Regions from separate parts of the Homo sapiens genome. Here region 2 is linked to region 1. The links are chromatin loops, found by intact Hi-C in ENCODE. Cell type or tissue: GM12878. All regions are shown on one strand. Links, peaks and the distances in the headings refer to the core of each region. The heading gives the core; the rest is flanking DNA.

Region 1 (8,342 bases), core at 174-8,173:
ACCAGTCCCCTCTGAGCCTCAGTTTACTCAACTGAAAGATGGAGGTCAGGACTTTTGCCTCAGATGGTGGTTGTAAGGACCAAATAAGAACATGTGTATCAAAATACAACTTTTGAGCATTACAGTAAATTTGTTTCCATGTATTATCAATATGGACATTGTGTTGGGAAGACAAAACATAGGTAGATAGGAAAGTTAAATCACTGGAATTCAAATTGGAAGCTTCCCTTAAAGCATTTATCTTGTAAATGGCCTGATTTCCCATGGCAGAGAATGACTGGTCCACTCAATTACATTTATTTCCAAATCTACAACCACGTTTTGAGGAGCTACTGTGGAAGAAACTAGAAATACTGAGATAAAAGAGTTATAGTTTTTGGCCAGACACAGTGGCTCATGCCTGTAATCCCAGCACTTTGAGAGGCTGAGGCGGGCGGATCACAAGATCAGGAGATCAAGACCATCCTGGCCAATATGGTGAAACCCCATCTCTACTAAAAATACAAAAATTAGCTGGGCGTGGTAGCATGTGCCTGTAGTCCCAGCTACTCAGGAGGCTGAGACAGGAGAACCACTTTAACCCAGGAGGCAGAGGTTGCAGTGAGCCGTGATCACACCACTGCACTCCAGCCTGGGCAAGAGAGTGAGACTCTATCTCAAAAAAAAAAAAAAGAGAGTTCTTGCCAGAAGTGGTAAGATAGATAGATAGATAGATAGATAGATAGATAGATAGATAGATAGATAGATGTGTTTGTATAAGAGTGTGAGTAAGCCATAGCTACACTTGAAAATAAGAATGCACCTTCTCTCTCTCTCTGTCTTTCTTTCTCTCTCTCTCCCTCAGAGGACCAGAACTGGGAAAAATCCTTAAAGGACAAAAGTCATAGGAATCAAATTGATTTTTTAAAAAGCCACAATCCAAAATCTGTACATGATTAAACTGTTAAAAATGTGAGATCTTATACAAAGAAACTTTATACCTGTAGATTGATGAGTAGAAGAGGCAATAAACATGGTGATTAGCAGGAACAGCCAAGCTGACCAACCCCTACCCTATTGACTAGTCATGCAATGGGAGTGATTGCTTACAATATGAGGAAGAGTAGATTAGAGAGAATGGAGAATGGACAATGTGCATGTGACTGTGATTTGTAAAAGAAATGAGGAGCAGCCATGCTCAGAAAAATACACACCGAGGTGCTATCCTGTCAGCATGCTGTACTTCCCACACACTTTCAATAAAATAATGCCCTCGTGGGCTGCACAAACACCTATGACACACAATCAAAAATAAAGTCTTCACTATGGGAATAATGAGATGTTTGAGGGAAGCCAACACATAGAGAAAGAGTAAAGTCAATAAACCCAAGAACCTACAGAGGGAAAAATAGAATTAATAGAGCAACCTGAGCAGAGCTTTTTTTTGCAGGGGGGTGGGGTTGGGGAGGAAGCACAATTAGCATTCTCAGAATAAGTAAAAAAAATACAAATTATTGATTGTGAAAATTAAAAATGTGGTTGTTGAAATGACAACCTTAAGAGATAGTCTAAAAAGTAGAGCAGACCCAACTGAAGGTTGATGTAGTAAGCTAGCAGAGTGAGACAAAGAATTGCCCTAGAATGCATACAAAGAGTCAAAGAGCGGGAACATATGAAATAAAACTTAAAAGACTTTGCAGACTAGACCCAGAATTTCGACAGCCATTTCATGGGAGTTCACAAAAGTAAGAGTAGACCAAACAAGGAGGAGATGATATTTAAAGAAATAATAGAAGAGAATTACCCTGAGCAGAGAAAGACATGAGTCCTGAAACTTAAAATTTCTACTAAAAGCCAAACAAGAAAAAATGTAAACACACTACCTATAGTGTTATTTCAGAACCCACAAAATTATGGGGAGAAATTCTAAGAGCTTTCATATAACAACAATAAAAATTACCTACAAATGAATAAGAATGAATTGACATCAATCTTCTCAGAAACTCTGAAGGCAATAGATAATGAAAAAATATCTTCAAATTTTCCAGAAAGCTACACTAGAATTTAATACTAGAATTCCAATCAAAGTCAAATTAGGAAGATAAAATAAAAATATACATGTAAAAATTTAGAATATTTATCACCAAAACTCTTTCTGTACGAATTTTCTGAAGATTCATACCAGAAAAAAAATTCCTGAAGTGGTTCAAGATGGCTGACTAGCAGCAGCTAGTGTGTGCCACTCTAACAGAGAGGAAACAAAGTAGCAAGTAAATACTGACTCTTTAAGTGGATCATCCAAGAATCCATGTCAGGATCCATCAAGGGAGAGAGAGGACACAAAGAGAACAGAAAATAGTGAAGCTGGGCATCTGCCCACCCAGGACTAGCAGGGAGCCAAGAGAAGCTTCCGAATACAGGGACAGGGTGAGGGAGTAAGAGCTCCCAGGGAATCCACACTTATCACAGGAACCTGTGCAATTCAGGAAATGGGAGAACACCCTTGACCCCCACCCTACCCTGGGCCTCTAGACTGATACAGAAAGTTGCCAGAGTTTTTGCAGAGGTACCACTCAAAACCATGGGGAGCTCCTTAGGCCTTAGACACCTGAACAACCTGGCACCAACAGCCGTAACACCAATAGAGGCCACAGTTGTGGTGTTGGGGAGCAGTCAGATTGCTTCACTCCTACCTGCCAGACAAGGCTTGACGACTCCTTCCACTACAGCAGACCCAGCCCTGCCTGAACTCTGCCAGTGGGCACAGCTCTGTGTCCCCCCAGGAAACACTCAGGTGATGAATTGGGAGATTTCTCTGACCCACACTGCTGCTAGCCAGATGGGACTCACCAGCTTGGGCTTCCAGCACAGCAGCCCCTCTCCTGCCTGAACTCTGCAGGTGGGCAAAGCCCCGTGTTCCCCTAGAAAGCATGCAGATGGTGGTCCATGCCACTCCACCCACCCCCACTGCCTCTAGCCAGACAAGGCTCACTGGCTTTGGCAGTGCCCAAGCAGGAGAGGTGCCCTACTCCCAGAACACTTTGAGGGATGAGATACTCAGGTTCTTGGGCTGACGGGAATGAGTTGTGCCTCCTTCTACAGGGCCGATCCAGGAAGGGTGTGACCTGAATGCCAGCCACAGCCAGTACGTGAGGAAACCCTGCTGCCCAGAGTGCCTAACAAAGGAAATATGAATGCGGTGCCAGTAATCAAAGGGGGCTTCTCCAAGGCCCTGGAGCAGACCTTGTTGGGGGGTCACCTATCTTTCTCACTGCCATCACAGAGTACTACTGTGAATGTGCTGAAATACACAGAGAGCTGTATGGCTAAGAGCCTATCTGCTGGCCAACACCCTGAAGCTCCATCTACTGGTTCACACTCCAAATTACAACACCAAAAATATTTTGCCAGTATACAAAGCCTGTCAGACCCTAGGCAAAAATCCAGCCACAATTAAAGATCCTACACAGAGCCTTGACCCTCTGAAAGCACCCAGAAACAAAGACAGATGATGATGCTCATTTGGCGCCACAGTTAAAGGAAGACCAGCCTTCTCAATGAGAAAGAATAGGCAAAGAATTCTGGCAATTTAAAAAACAGAGTGTCCCCTGACCTCCAAATGAACAGACTATCCCCTCAGCCAGCTAACAACCACATAACAGCATGATGACAGGGTCAAAATCTTACATACCAATTCTAACCCTGAATGTAAATGGTCTAAATGCCCCACTTAAAAAGCATAGAGTGGGCCAGGCGCAGTGGCTCAAGCCTGTAATCTCAGCACTTTGGGAGGCCGAGGCGGGCAGATCACGAGGTCAGGAGATCGAGACCATCCTGATTAACATGGTGAAACCCCATCTCTACTAAAAATACAAAAAAATTAGCCAGGCGTGGTGGCGGGCACCTGTAGTCCCAGCTACTCAGGAGGCTGAGGCAGGAGAATGGCGTGAACCCGGGAGGCGGAGCTTGCAGTGAGTGGAGATCGCGCCACTGGACTCCAGCCTGGGCGACAGAGCGAGACTCCGTCTCAAAAAAAAAAAAAAAAAAGGCATACAGTGACAAGCTGGATAAAAAGACAAGATCTAATTCTCTGCTATCTTTAAGAGGCTCATCTCACATGTAATAACTGACACAGCCTCAAAGTAAAGGGATGGAGAAAGATCTACCATACAAATTAAAAACAAGGAATGGCAGGAGTCACTATTCTTATACTAGATAAACAGATTTTAAGTTAACAACAAGCAGAAAGAACAGAGAAGGATATTACATGATGATAAAGGGATCAATTCAACAAGACCTAACCATCCTAATTATATATGCACCCAACATTAAGGCACTCAGATTCGTAAAACCAAGTTCTTCTTGACATACAAAAAGATTTAGACAGCCACAGAAAAATAGTGGGGACTTTTAACACCCCACTGACAGCATTGGACAGATGATTGAGGCAGAAAACTAACAAACAAATTCTGGACTTAAACTCAACACTTGACCAACTAGACCTATAGACAGCTACAGAATATTCCGCCCAACAGCCACAGAATATACATTCTTCTCATTCACACACAAGACATATTCTGAGATCAAACACACGCTCAGTCATAAAGCAAGTCTCAATAAATTCAAAATCATAGAAATTATACCAAGCACATTCTCAGACTACAATGCAATAAAAATAGAAACCAATACCATGATCTCTCAAAGCTACACAACAACATGTAAATTAAACAACTTGTTCCTGGCTGGGTGCGGTGGCTCACACCTGTAATCCCAGCACTTTGGGAGGCCGAGGCAGTCAGATCACAAGGTCAGGAGATCGAGACCATCCTGGCTAACATGGTGAAACCTGTCTCTACTAAAAATACAAAAAATTAGCTAGGCATGGTGGCACGTGCCTGTAGTCTCAGCTAATTGGGAGGCCAAGACAGGAGAATCGCTTGAACTTGGGAGGCAGAGGTTGCAGTGAGCTGAGATGGCGCCACTCTACTCCAGCCTGGGTGACAGAGCGAGACTCTGTCCCCCCAAAAAAGAAAAAAACAACTTGTTCCTAAATAACTCTTGGGTGAACAACAAAATTAGGGCAGAAATCAAAACAATTCTTTAGAATTAATGAAAACAGAGATACAACTTACTTAAATATTTGAGATACAGCTAAATACAGTGTTAGGAGGAAAGTTTATATCACTGAATGCCTTCATCAAGAAGTTAGAAAGACCTCAAATTAAAGAACATCATACCTAGAGGAACTAGAAAAAAATAGAACAAACCAACCCCAAAGCTATTAGAAGAAAACAAAACAACTAAAAGCAGAGATGAACTGAATGAAATTGAGATGTGAAAGCCCATAGAAAAGTTTAATGAAACCAAGTGTTGGTTTTTTCAAAAAATAAATGGGATTAATAGACCACTAGCTAGACTAACAAAGAAAAAAAAAGAGAAGAGCCAAGTAAGTGCAATAAGAAATGGCAAAGGTGACATTACAACTGACTGCATAGAAAAACAAATGATGCTTAGAGACTATTATGAACACCTCTATGCACACAAATTAGAAAATCTAGAGGAAATGGGTACACTCATGGGAACACACAACCTCACAATATTGAACCAGAAAGAAAGTGAAACATGAACAAACCAATAAGAACCTCTGAAATTGAATCAGTAATAAAAATCCTACTGAGCAAAGAAAGCCCTAGGCCAGACAGATTTACAGCTGAATTCTACCAGATGTACAAAGAAGTGGTACCAATTCTACTGAAACTAGTCCAAAAAATTGAGAAGGAGCTCCTGACCCTAATTCCTTTTCTGAAGCCAACATCATTCCGATACCAAAATCTGGCAGAGATACAATAAAAAAAGAAAACTTTAGACCAATAAACCTAATGAACATAGATTTTTAAAAATGCTCAACAAAATACTAACAAATTGAATCCAGCAGCATATCAAAAAGCTTATTCATCACTATCAAGTAGGCTTTATTCCTGGGATGCAAGGTTGGTTTAACATATGCAAATCAATGAATGTGATTGACCACATAAACAGAATTAAAAGGAAAAAAGCATATGATTATCTCAATAGATGCAGAGAAAGCTTTCGGTAATTCAAACTTCCCTTCATATAAAAACTCTCAACAGACTAGGCATCAAAGGAACGTACCTCAAATTAATAAGAACCATCTATGAAAAACCCACAGCCAACACCATGCTGAACAGGAAAAGCTGGAAGCATTCCACTTGAAAACTGGAGCAAGACAAGGATGCCCTCCTATTCAACAAGTACTGGAAGTCCTAGCCAGAGCAATCAAGAAAGAACAAGAAATAAAAGACATCCAAATAGGAAAATAACAAGTCAATCTATCTCTCTTCACTAATAACATTATTCTATACTTAGGAAACCCTAAAGACTCTGCCAAAAATTTCCTAGAACTGAAAATTTAGCAAGGTTTCAGGATACAAAATCAATGTACAAAAAATCAGTAGCATTTCTATACACCAATAATATTCAGGCTGAGAGCCAAATTGAGAATGCAATCTCATTCACAAAAGCCACAAAGGAAACGAAATACCAAGGAATATAGTTAATCAAGGAGTTGAAAGATTTTTTACAAGGAGAACTATAAAACACTGCTGAAAGAAATTAGAGATGAAAAAAACACATGGGGAAAGTTTCCATGCTCTTAGATTGGAAGAATCAATATTATTAAAATGGCCATTCTGCCCAAAGCCATTTACAGATTCAATGCTATTTCTATCAAATAACCAGTGTCATTCTTCACAGAATTAGAAAAACCTATTATAAAATTCATAGGAAACCAATAAAGAGCCTGAATAGCCAAAGAAATCTTAAGCAAAAAGGGCAAAGCTGAAAGCATCACAACATCAAATTATACTACAAAAGTACAGCAACCAAAAACACCATGGTAGTGGTACAAAAACCGACACGTAGACCAGTGGAACAGAATAGAAAACTCGGAAATAAAGCTGCACACCTACAACAGTCTGATCTTCAACAAGGTAGACAAAAACAAGCAATGGGGAAAGGATTCCCTATTCAATAAATGGTGTTAACTGGCTAGCTATATGCAGAAGAATAATACTGGACCCTTACCTTTCACCATATACAAAATTAACTCAAGATGCATTAAGTGTTGAAATATAAAACCTTAATCTATAAAAATCCTAGAAAAAAATACTAGGAAATACTCTTCTCAATATCAGCCTGGGCAAATAATTTTTGACTAAGTCCTCGAAAGCATTTGCAACAAAACCAAAAATTGACAAGTGGAACCTAATTAAAGAGTTTCTGCAGAGCAAAAGAAGCTATCAACAGAGTAAACAGACAACCTACAAAGTGGGAGAAAATATTCATAAAGTATGCATCTGATAAAGGTCTAATATCCAGAATTTCTAAGGAGCTTAAACAAATCAACAAGCAAAAATAAGCCTCATTAAAAAATTGGCAAAGGACATGAAGAGACACTCCTCAAAGGAAGACATACAAGTGGCCAACAAACATGAAAAACTGTCATCAGCACCAATCATTAGAGAAGTGAAAATTAAAACCATGAGATACCATCTCACACCAGTCAGAATGGCTTTATTAAAGTCAAAAAACAACAGATGTTGGTGGGGCTGCAGAGAAAAGGGAATGCTTATAGACTATTGGTGGGAATGTAAATTAGTTCAGACACTGTGGAAAGCAATTTGGAGATTTCTCAAAGAAGTTAAAACAGAGCTACCATTATACCCAGCAATCCCATTACTGGGTATATACCCAAAGGAAAATGTATCATTATACCAAAAAGACAGAGGTACTTATATGTTCGTCATCATGCTATTCACAATAGCAAATACCTGCAGTCAACCTAGGTCCCCATCAATGGTGGACTGGATAAAGAAAACGTGGTTCATATACACCACAGAACACAGCCATAAAAAAGAATGAAATCATGTACTTTGCGGCAACATAGATAGAGTTGGAGGTCATAATTCAAAGCAAATTAATGCAGGAGCAGAAAACCAAAGACTGCATGTTCATAAGTGGGAGCTAAACATTGAGTATACATGGGATATGAACATGGGAACAATAGACACGATGGACTACTAGAGGGCAGAGAGAGGGAGGGGGGCATGTGTTAAAAAACTACATGTGGGGTACTATCCTTCCTATATTTTAGATATAGTTGGTACATATGCAGGCTTGTTACATGGGTGCAGTATACCCACGTAATATACATTTTTAAATGCATCAATTTTCTTGTTTTGTTTAATTGGAGGATGTAGCTACTAATTAGACATTTTTAGAAAAAATATACATTTAATTACATAGGCCAAAAAGTTAATTTTATAGGACAGAATGAGAATACA
Region 2 (8,342 bases), core at 158-8,157, 80 kb after region 1:
ACAGGGGTTCAACCCCCCTAACCCCTTGCCCAGATACACCCACAAGGCCTCTGGTCACTCAGCTGAGTCAAGTATGTACTACAGTTAATTTTGTGTAGTTTAATACTGCCTTTACATTTGTTTATATTTTTCTGAACTTCAAATTGCACCATGTATGGTGTGTGTTTGCTTGTGTCAGTTTTGATAAATAACTTTTTATATTTTGTTATATGTTATATGCTCATGACATAACTTTTTCTTAATTTTTTTGTTATCTCTAGGCTAAGTGGTTCATCTGAGTTTTTTCAAATCGTCACAAATCTCCAAAAAAAATTCCAATATATGTATTGAAAAAAATCCACATATAAGTCAACCTGCACATTTCAAACATTTCAAACCTGTGTTTTCAATGGTCAACTGCAATTTGGGTAAAGTGTATGGATTCCTGTAAATTCCTTTAAAATGCATTTTAAAAGATGAATTAAATGGATGGGTAAAGGTACAGATAGAAGGATAGTTATATTGTTACTATAGTAAAATGTTAATGGTAGAATCAAGATGGTGTGCATTAGTGTTTGCTGTAAAATGAATTCAAACTTTGTTGTATGTTGTAAATAAAATGTTGGGAGAAAAGATGCTTTCACTTGTAAGTGCAAATAAAAACTAATTTTATTTTTAAAAATGCTAAATAATACATTCTAATATTATTAGTGACAGTGTAGATATATAAGAACTCATGTTTTTTTAATTTTTGTGGTGAGTGTATAAATTAGTATAAACTATTTAGAAGATAGCTTAAAATTATTGTATATATTAAAATAGTAAAGTGGCTGCCAACTTTGTATTCTTACTTCCAAGAATTTACTCCATGGGAATTATCACACAAGTGTGCAAAGATGTAATCAAGACATAAGTCTTGATTATAACAGAAAAAATATAAGCAAATTAAATGACCTGTTAGATGATTAATTGAACATCCATACAACTAAATACTAGGTAAGCATTGTTAATCATAATATAGATCTATTAATATATTTCTTAAAGAAGACGGTCCCCTCATATTGTTTAGTGACGAGGATTACAGGAATACATAAATGGTACAATCCCAGTTTTGGTTAATGCATACATATCCATATACTCATTTACATATATTCATGAACATATACATCTATATATGTATTTAGACACAAAGGGCTCATTAAAAGAATATTCATCAAAATGTCAAAAATATTAGCTCCAAGAGATAATAATGAACCTGATTTTTTATTTTCTTCTTTGTACTTGTTTGCAATTTTTACAATGAACTCATAATCCTTTACAAAAGCACTAATTATTATTTGAGGTTGTGTAGGGGGGAGTAAGACAGAAGGAGAAGGAAATATAGTCCAATAATGAAATAAAATGAAGCAGCCTTTATGTGTTTGTATGGATTGATCTCCAAGATTTTTTATGTGATCATTATAGACTGAAGTGTGTTACACCAAATTTCATGCTGAACTTCTAATACCCAATACCTAATAATGTGACTATGTTTATAAATAGGGTCTTTAAAGAGGTAACTAAGTTAAAATGAAGTCAGTAATGTAGGCCCTTATCGAATATGATTTATGTCCTTGTAAGAAGAGGAATTTTGTACAGATATTGACACAGATTCTAACTTGACCAAACTTCAGTCAGGCTCCCTAACCTTCTCCTAGGCCCATCTGTGCACCTCCTTGTAAAATCTGCTTTATCCAAAAACTCATTTAGTAAGAACCCCTCTCCCCCAGTAGCTGATCAACCGTGACATCTGATCAAGTTCCTCATCCTCCACTATCCCACAGGTAATAAATCACCTTGTTCTGTTTTTAGCAAGAATCCTGTGAAGTTGGTTTAGCTGAAATCTTCCTCACCCCTGATGTTTCCTTTTAGTAATTTTCCATCCATTGACCCCCACCCTGCTCCTTGGCTATAAATTCCCACTTGCCCATGCTGTGTTTGGAATTAAGTCCAATCTTTCTCCCAGGCTGCAAAATCTCATTGTGGTGTTACCTATACCTATTGCAATGGTCCTGAATAAAGTCTTCTTCACTGTGCTTTAATAAGTATTATTATTATTATTATTTTTGCATTTCTCATTTTCTTTGTAACATATTAAGTGTGTTTGCTTTATGTTCTCTGTTTTACAATTTCAAGATCTGAACTTTAGTTTTTTATTTTATTTTACATTCCAGGGTACATAACCTGCAGGATGTGCAGGTTTGTTACATAAGTAAACACAGGTAAACATGTGCCATGGTGGTTTGCTGCACCTATTAACCCATCACCTAGGTATTAAGCTCAGTATACACTAACTACTTTTCTTGATGCTCTCCCTCCCCCAACCCCCACCGACAGGCCCCAGGGTGTGTTGTTCCCCTCCCTGTGTCCATGTGTTCTCACTGTTCACCTCCCACTTATAAGTGAGAACATGTGGCCTTTGGTTTTCTGTTCCTGTGTTAGTTTGCTGAGGATAATGGCTTCCAGATCCAACCATGTTCCTGCAAAGGACATGATCTTGTTCCTTTTTATGGCTGCATAGTATCCCATGATGTATATGTACCACATTTTCAATCTATCCATCTGACAAAGGTCTAATATCCAGAGTATACAAAGAACTTAAACAAATTTACAAGAAAAAAAAAACCCCATTAAAAAGTGGGCAAAGGACATGAACAGATACTTCTCAAAAGAAGTACAGCCAACAAACATATGAAAAAAAGCTCAACATCCCTGATCATTAGAGAAATGCAAATCAAAACCGCAATGAGATACCATCTCACACCAGTCAGAATGGTGATTACTAAAAAGTCAAAAAACAACAGATGCTGGTGAGGCTGTGGAGAAATAAGAACAGTTTTACACTGTTGGTAGGAATGTAAATTAGAACAACCATTATGGAAGACAGTGTGGTGATTTCTCAAGGACATAGAACCAGAAATACCATTTGACCCAGCAATTCCATTACTGGGTATATACCCAAAGGAATATAAATCATTCAATTATAAAGATACATGCACATATATGTTCATTGCAGCACTATTCACAAACAGCAAAGACATGGAATCAACCCAAATGCCCATCAACAAGCATTATAAAATAATTTTTTTCTTTAACAATATGCATACAGGAAGAACACCATGTGAACATGAAGACAACCACCTACAAGCCAAAGAGAGAGGCCTCAGAGGAAACAACCATGCTAACATCTTCTTATACTCTAGCCCCAAGAAATGTGAGAAAATAAATTTCTGTTGTTTAAGCCATTCTGTTCAATCTGTGGTAGTTTGTTATTGCAGCCTTAGCAGATTAATACAGTGATAAAAGCAAAAACTGTATCAATATATATAGCAGTGGCTTTCAAATTTTCAATATATATATAGCAGTGGCTTTCAAAATTTCAAATTTTTCACAATCTACAATATGAAATTAATTTTACCACTCTACCCAGTATGCATAGACAGACATAGCTGGAACAAAGAACAAAATTTTTTCTTGCTAATGTATGTTGATATTTTTACTTGTTTGATTGTATTCCATCATTTCATATTAAGAAAGACACAATAACTGATTTTGCAACTGATGAACTGGCCAAATGTTAAAAAATGCTAGATAAGAAATACTATTATTTGTTAAAACAACAACAAAGGCCCCAGCAAACTAGATTCTTTGGATAGAGGCAGAAGGGGCATTTGTGAGCATCTATTTTTTAACTTTTTTTTTTTCCAAAATAAAATCTTATGAGAAAATCCAATGTATCAAACAGATAAATGCTGAGTTACTTTGGTAGACAGTGGTGGGGAGAGAAGTGGAGCCTTCCTACTTATCCCTGACAGCCCTGATGCAGCTCAACAGCACCAATGGCTCTTGGGTACAGGACTTAAAAACCAAATATTTATTCCACTCCTCTCATTATTTAGAAAGGGGGACATTGGGGTAAGGGACAAAGCTGTTAGGAGGGCCAGGTGCAGTGGCCCATACCTGTAATCCCAACACTTTGGGAGGCTGAGGTGAGAGGATCACTTGAGCCCAGGAGTTCTAGATCAGCCTGGGCAACATAGAAGACCCTGTCTCTATAAAAATTTTTTTTAAATTTAAAAAATTTGAAAGATGTTAGGTGATATGGTTTGTGTCCCCACCCAAATCTCATCTTGAATAGTAGCTCCCATAATTCCCACATGTGTGGGAGGGACCAGGTAGGAGGTAATTGAATCGTGGGGACAGTTTGCCCCATACTGTTCTTGTGATAGTGACTAAGTCTCACAAGTTCTGATGATTTTTATAGGGAGTTTCCCCTTTTGCTTGGCTCTCATTTCTTCCTTGCTTGCTGCCATGTAAGACATACCTTTTCTCCTTCTGTGATGATTGTGAGGCCTCCCCACCCATGTGGAACTGTGAGTCCATTAAACCTCTTTTTCTTTATAAATTACCCAGTCTCGGGTATGTCTTTATCAGCAGCGTGAAAACAGACTAATACATTAGGAGATTGAGATTGCAAGTTCTAAGCGAGGATTGTATAGATATAGATGTACCATCATTCTTCAATAATTGGGGAAGTGAGAATCTCAAATATAAAAGAGGTCCATCAATAACATCCATCTCTTCTTTCCATTAAAATAAGAAATATAAAAGTAGAAATAATGCTTGGTAAATGTGACACATCTCCAGTAGGCTCATATACTAACTTAAATCTTGTGCTGTTCCATTGCCCTCTGCTGGATGTTCTTAGTATCTGTGGCCTCAAAACTAGAAGTTCTAGTAGTGGTAGTAGTCACAGCAATAGTGATTATTATCATTATTGTCATTTTAGCAGCAGCCATGTTGAGGTCAAGCACTGTGCCACATGCTTTACATCCAAATCCTCCTAACAACTCTATGGCTAGATAATGCTCTCTCATTTTGTAGATGTGGAACCTGGGGGTTCAGAGGTAAATAAACAAACCAAGGTTACACAACTAAAAGTAAGAGACCCGGGAATTAAATATTGGTTCTAAAGCCTAGGCCTTAATTACTTGCTGTTCATTAAACTTTCAATCTGTCAGCTGTGTTGGTGATAAAACTGGAATGATATTACTAGTTGGGATCTTTTGATTCACTGATTATTAACAATGGAATCACAACGATCTTTATTCTAAAAAGCCAAAAATTATTATCTTCCTAAAATTACCAAAAAGGAAAAGCTTACTCCTCAACAGAGCAGGAGAGCATGTTTTCAGAGTTTCTCAAAGTGTGATTCAGGAAACTCCTGCATTGGAATCACATGAGGTGCTACTTCAGGGCAGAAAATCCTATGCACCAGGATGTATTTTGGAGGTAGAGAGGACAGAGCTTGTTCCTGAGAGCTGGGATATGTGTTAGTGGAGTGAGTGTAGAGAGAAAGAGGAACAAAAGATGGCTCCTAAAATTTTTGGCTCAGGACAAATTTTGAGGAGAGTAGTGGCATTAACTGAGATGAGAAAGATTATTAGAGGAGCAAGGGTTTTAATTGTTAGTTCAGTTGTGGCAGTTACTTTTTTGGCAGCAGATATAAAACCAGGAGTTTGGGTTTAGATATTATATTTATGTTGCCATATAGGTAACCAAATAAAAATGGTAGAGCTAACTACAAATAACTTTTAAAAATTCAGATCTATATTTAAGATCTATTCATGTTGTTTCACGTGTATCTCTTTCTAATTGCTGCATAATCCTTTGTAAGTCTATCAGTAGTAAGAGACCAGATTACTTCCAACTCCCGCCACCACAACCAACACAGCAGTGAGCATCCTCCTATACAATCCTTTAAGGTCCTCTGCATGTATTCTTTTGTGGTATAAACTCAGGAGTGAGGTATACTCAATTGGATTCGATACTGCCAGGTTACTCCCTAAAATGGCTGTGCTGGTCTATACCCTATCAGCAGTGCACAAGAGTTCCTCTACCTTCACATTTCTTTGAATGCTAATAACTATCCAGCCTAATTTTTCACTAGATAAAGAGGCATCTTATTGTTTTAATACATATCTCTCTGATAAGTTTGAGTATCTTTACACACTCGTTGGACTTTTGGGTTTCTGTAAATTGCCTATTAATATTTCATTGTTTTTCTTTCTTTGCCATGTGATAACTACATATTTATGGGATATATAGTAGTATTTCAATATATGTATACAATGTGTAATGATCAAGTCAGGGTAATTAAGCATATTCATTATCTCAAACATTTATGATGTGAACATTCAAAATAAAAATCCTCTCTTCTAGCTTTTTAAAAAATACACAATATTTCCCTTACAGTGCTACAGAACACTAGAACTTATTCCTCCTCTTTAGCTATAATTTCGTATCTGTTAACGAACTTCTCCGTATCCTCTCCTCCCCACTACTCTTCCTTCCCCACTACTCTTCCTTCCCCACTACCCTTCCCAGACTCTAAAAACCACAATTATACTCTCTATGAGCTCTTTTTTGTTTTTTTGGCTCCTACATATGAGTGAGAACATGTGGTGTTTATCCTTCTGAGCCATCTTATTTCAGTTAACATGCCCTCCAGGTTCATCCATGTTGCCACAAATTAGAAGATTTCATTCTTTTTTATGGCCAAGTAGAATTCCATTTTGTGTATATACACCACCTTATCCATTCATCTTTTGATGGACATTTCATATCTTGACTATTTTTAACAGTGCTACAATAAACATGAAGGTGCAGGAATCTCTCTGATACATAGATTTTCTTTCCTCCGGATAAATACCCAGTAGTGAGATTGCTGGACTTTCTTAGCACTCATGTTAAAAATCATTTGAACATATAGGTGAGAAGTTATTCCTGGGCTCAAAAACAAACAAACAACAACAGACAACAGATAAGGATACAGCATGGGCCGGGCACGGTTGCTCACGCCTGTAATCCCAGCACTTTGTGAGGCTGAGGTGCGTGGATCACCTGAGGTCAAGGGTTCAAGACCAGCCTGACCGACAGGGAGAAACCCCCGTCTCTACTAAAAATACAACATTAACTGGGCGTGCTAGCGCATGCCTGTAATCCCAGCTACTCAGGAGGTGGAGGCAGGAGAATCGCTTGAACCCAGGACGCAGAGGTTGCAGTGAGCCAAGATCGCACCATTACACTCCAGCCTGGGCAACAAGAGTGAAACTCTGTCTCAAAAAAACAAAAACAAAAAACCAGCATGATTTCAGGAGCAGAAAGAGAATAACTTAAAAACCAGCATAATGAGAAAGTTAGGAAGCTTCTTACCAAAGCATCTGGAAGTATGCAAGAAATTCTTGTGAACTAAAATTTTCGTGCTGTACTAGCAAACACTACAACTCACTTATTCCATCTTTCTGTATTTTGGGACCCAATTATCCACTTCTCTTCATTCCCTATCCCACCCCTTTTCTTCCTAGCGTCTGCTAACCACCTTTATACTCTCCACCTTCCTGAGATTCCTTTTGTGTGTATGTGTGTGATGGAGTCTCTTTCTGTTGCCCAGGTTGGAGTATACAGGCACAATCCGGGCTCACTGCAACCTCTGCCTCCAGAGTTCAAGGGATTCTTGGGCCTCAGCCTCCCGAGTAGCTGAGACTACAGGCACGCGTCACCACGCATGGCTAATTTTTTGTGTTTTTAGTAGAGACGGGGTTTCACCATGTTGGTCAGGCTGGTCTCGAACTCCTGGCCTCAAGTGATCCGTGCAACTCGGCCTCCCAAAGTGCTGGGATTACAGGCCTGAGCCACCACACCTGGCCAAGATTTTCTTTTTTGTTCCTACATGTAAGTGAGGACATGTAATATTTGTCATTCTGTTCCTGGCTTATTTCACTTAATATACAGACCTGAAATCTCATCCATTTTTTCTGCAGTGGAGAGGATTTTAGTCCTTTTTAGGCTGAATAATACTTCATTGTATGTGTATACCAGTTTAATTGACACAAATTTCTAAAAAGCAAATATTTTTAAAATGTCTCAGAATGTGAAACTTTAGGGATACTGTGCCCATTTTATTCTTTTCTATTTCCCATTTTATGGATATGCAAGTGTATAATAAAACAGCAATCAATGGGTGTATAAATCTATAACTTCAACAAATGTAAAATGAAAATGCTAAGTGGTGGCTGGGCGCTGTTGCTCACACCTGTAATCCCAGCACTTTGGGAGGCCGAAGCGGGCGGATCACCTGAGGTCGGGAGTTCAAGACCAGTCTGACCAACATGGAGAAACAGTCTGTACTAAAAAAAAAAAAAAAAAAAAAAAACAAAGTAGCTGGGTGTGATAGTGCATGCCTGTAATCCCAGCTACTTGAAAGGCTAAGAGAGGAGAATCGCTTGAATACGGGAGGCAGAGGTTGCAGTAAGCCGATATCA

Evidence for each region. A loop is a pair of places that touch in the nucleus more often than their neighbours do. Peaks named below come from ENCODE experiments on the same cell type or tissue, not always from the same donor. Only the 100,000 strongest peaks of a DNase experiment are listed, where the experiment ranks them.
Region 2: a loop joins it to region 1, with 3.0 times the contacts of the local background. A loop is called at or near these places in 12 of 110 quality-filtered maps.

What each region holds. Positions count from the first base shown.
Region 1 is chr3:112,434,451-112,442,792 of GRCh38, forward strand. No RefSeq gene overlaps it. Among named protein-coding and RNA genes, the nearest start is that of BTLA, 61 kb to the right of the region's middle. In GM12878, for the core only: a CTCF peak has its summit at 3,352 (motif pointing left); no DNase peak of the experiment used is centred there; H3K27ac peaks cover 290 bases.
Region 2 is chr3:112,514,881-112,523,222 of GRCh38, forward strand. No RefSeq gene overlaps it. Among named protein-coding and RNA genes, the nearest start is that of BTLA, 20 kb to the left of the region's middle. RefSeq lists an enhancer at 7,048-7,548. In GM12878, for the core only: a CTCF peak has its summit at 4,712 (motif pointing left); a DNase peak (open chromatin) is centred at 4,711; H3K27ac peaks cover 1,432 bases.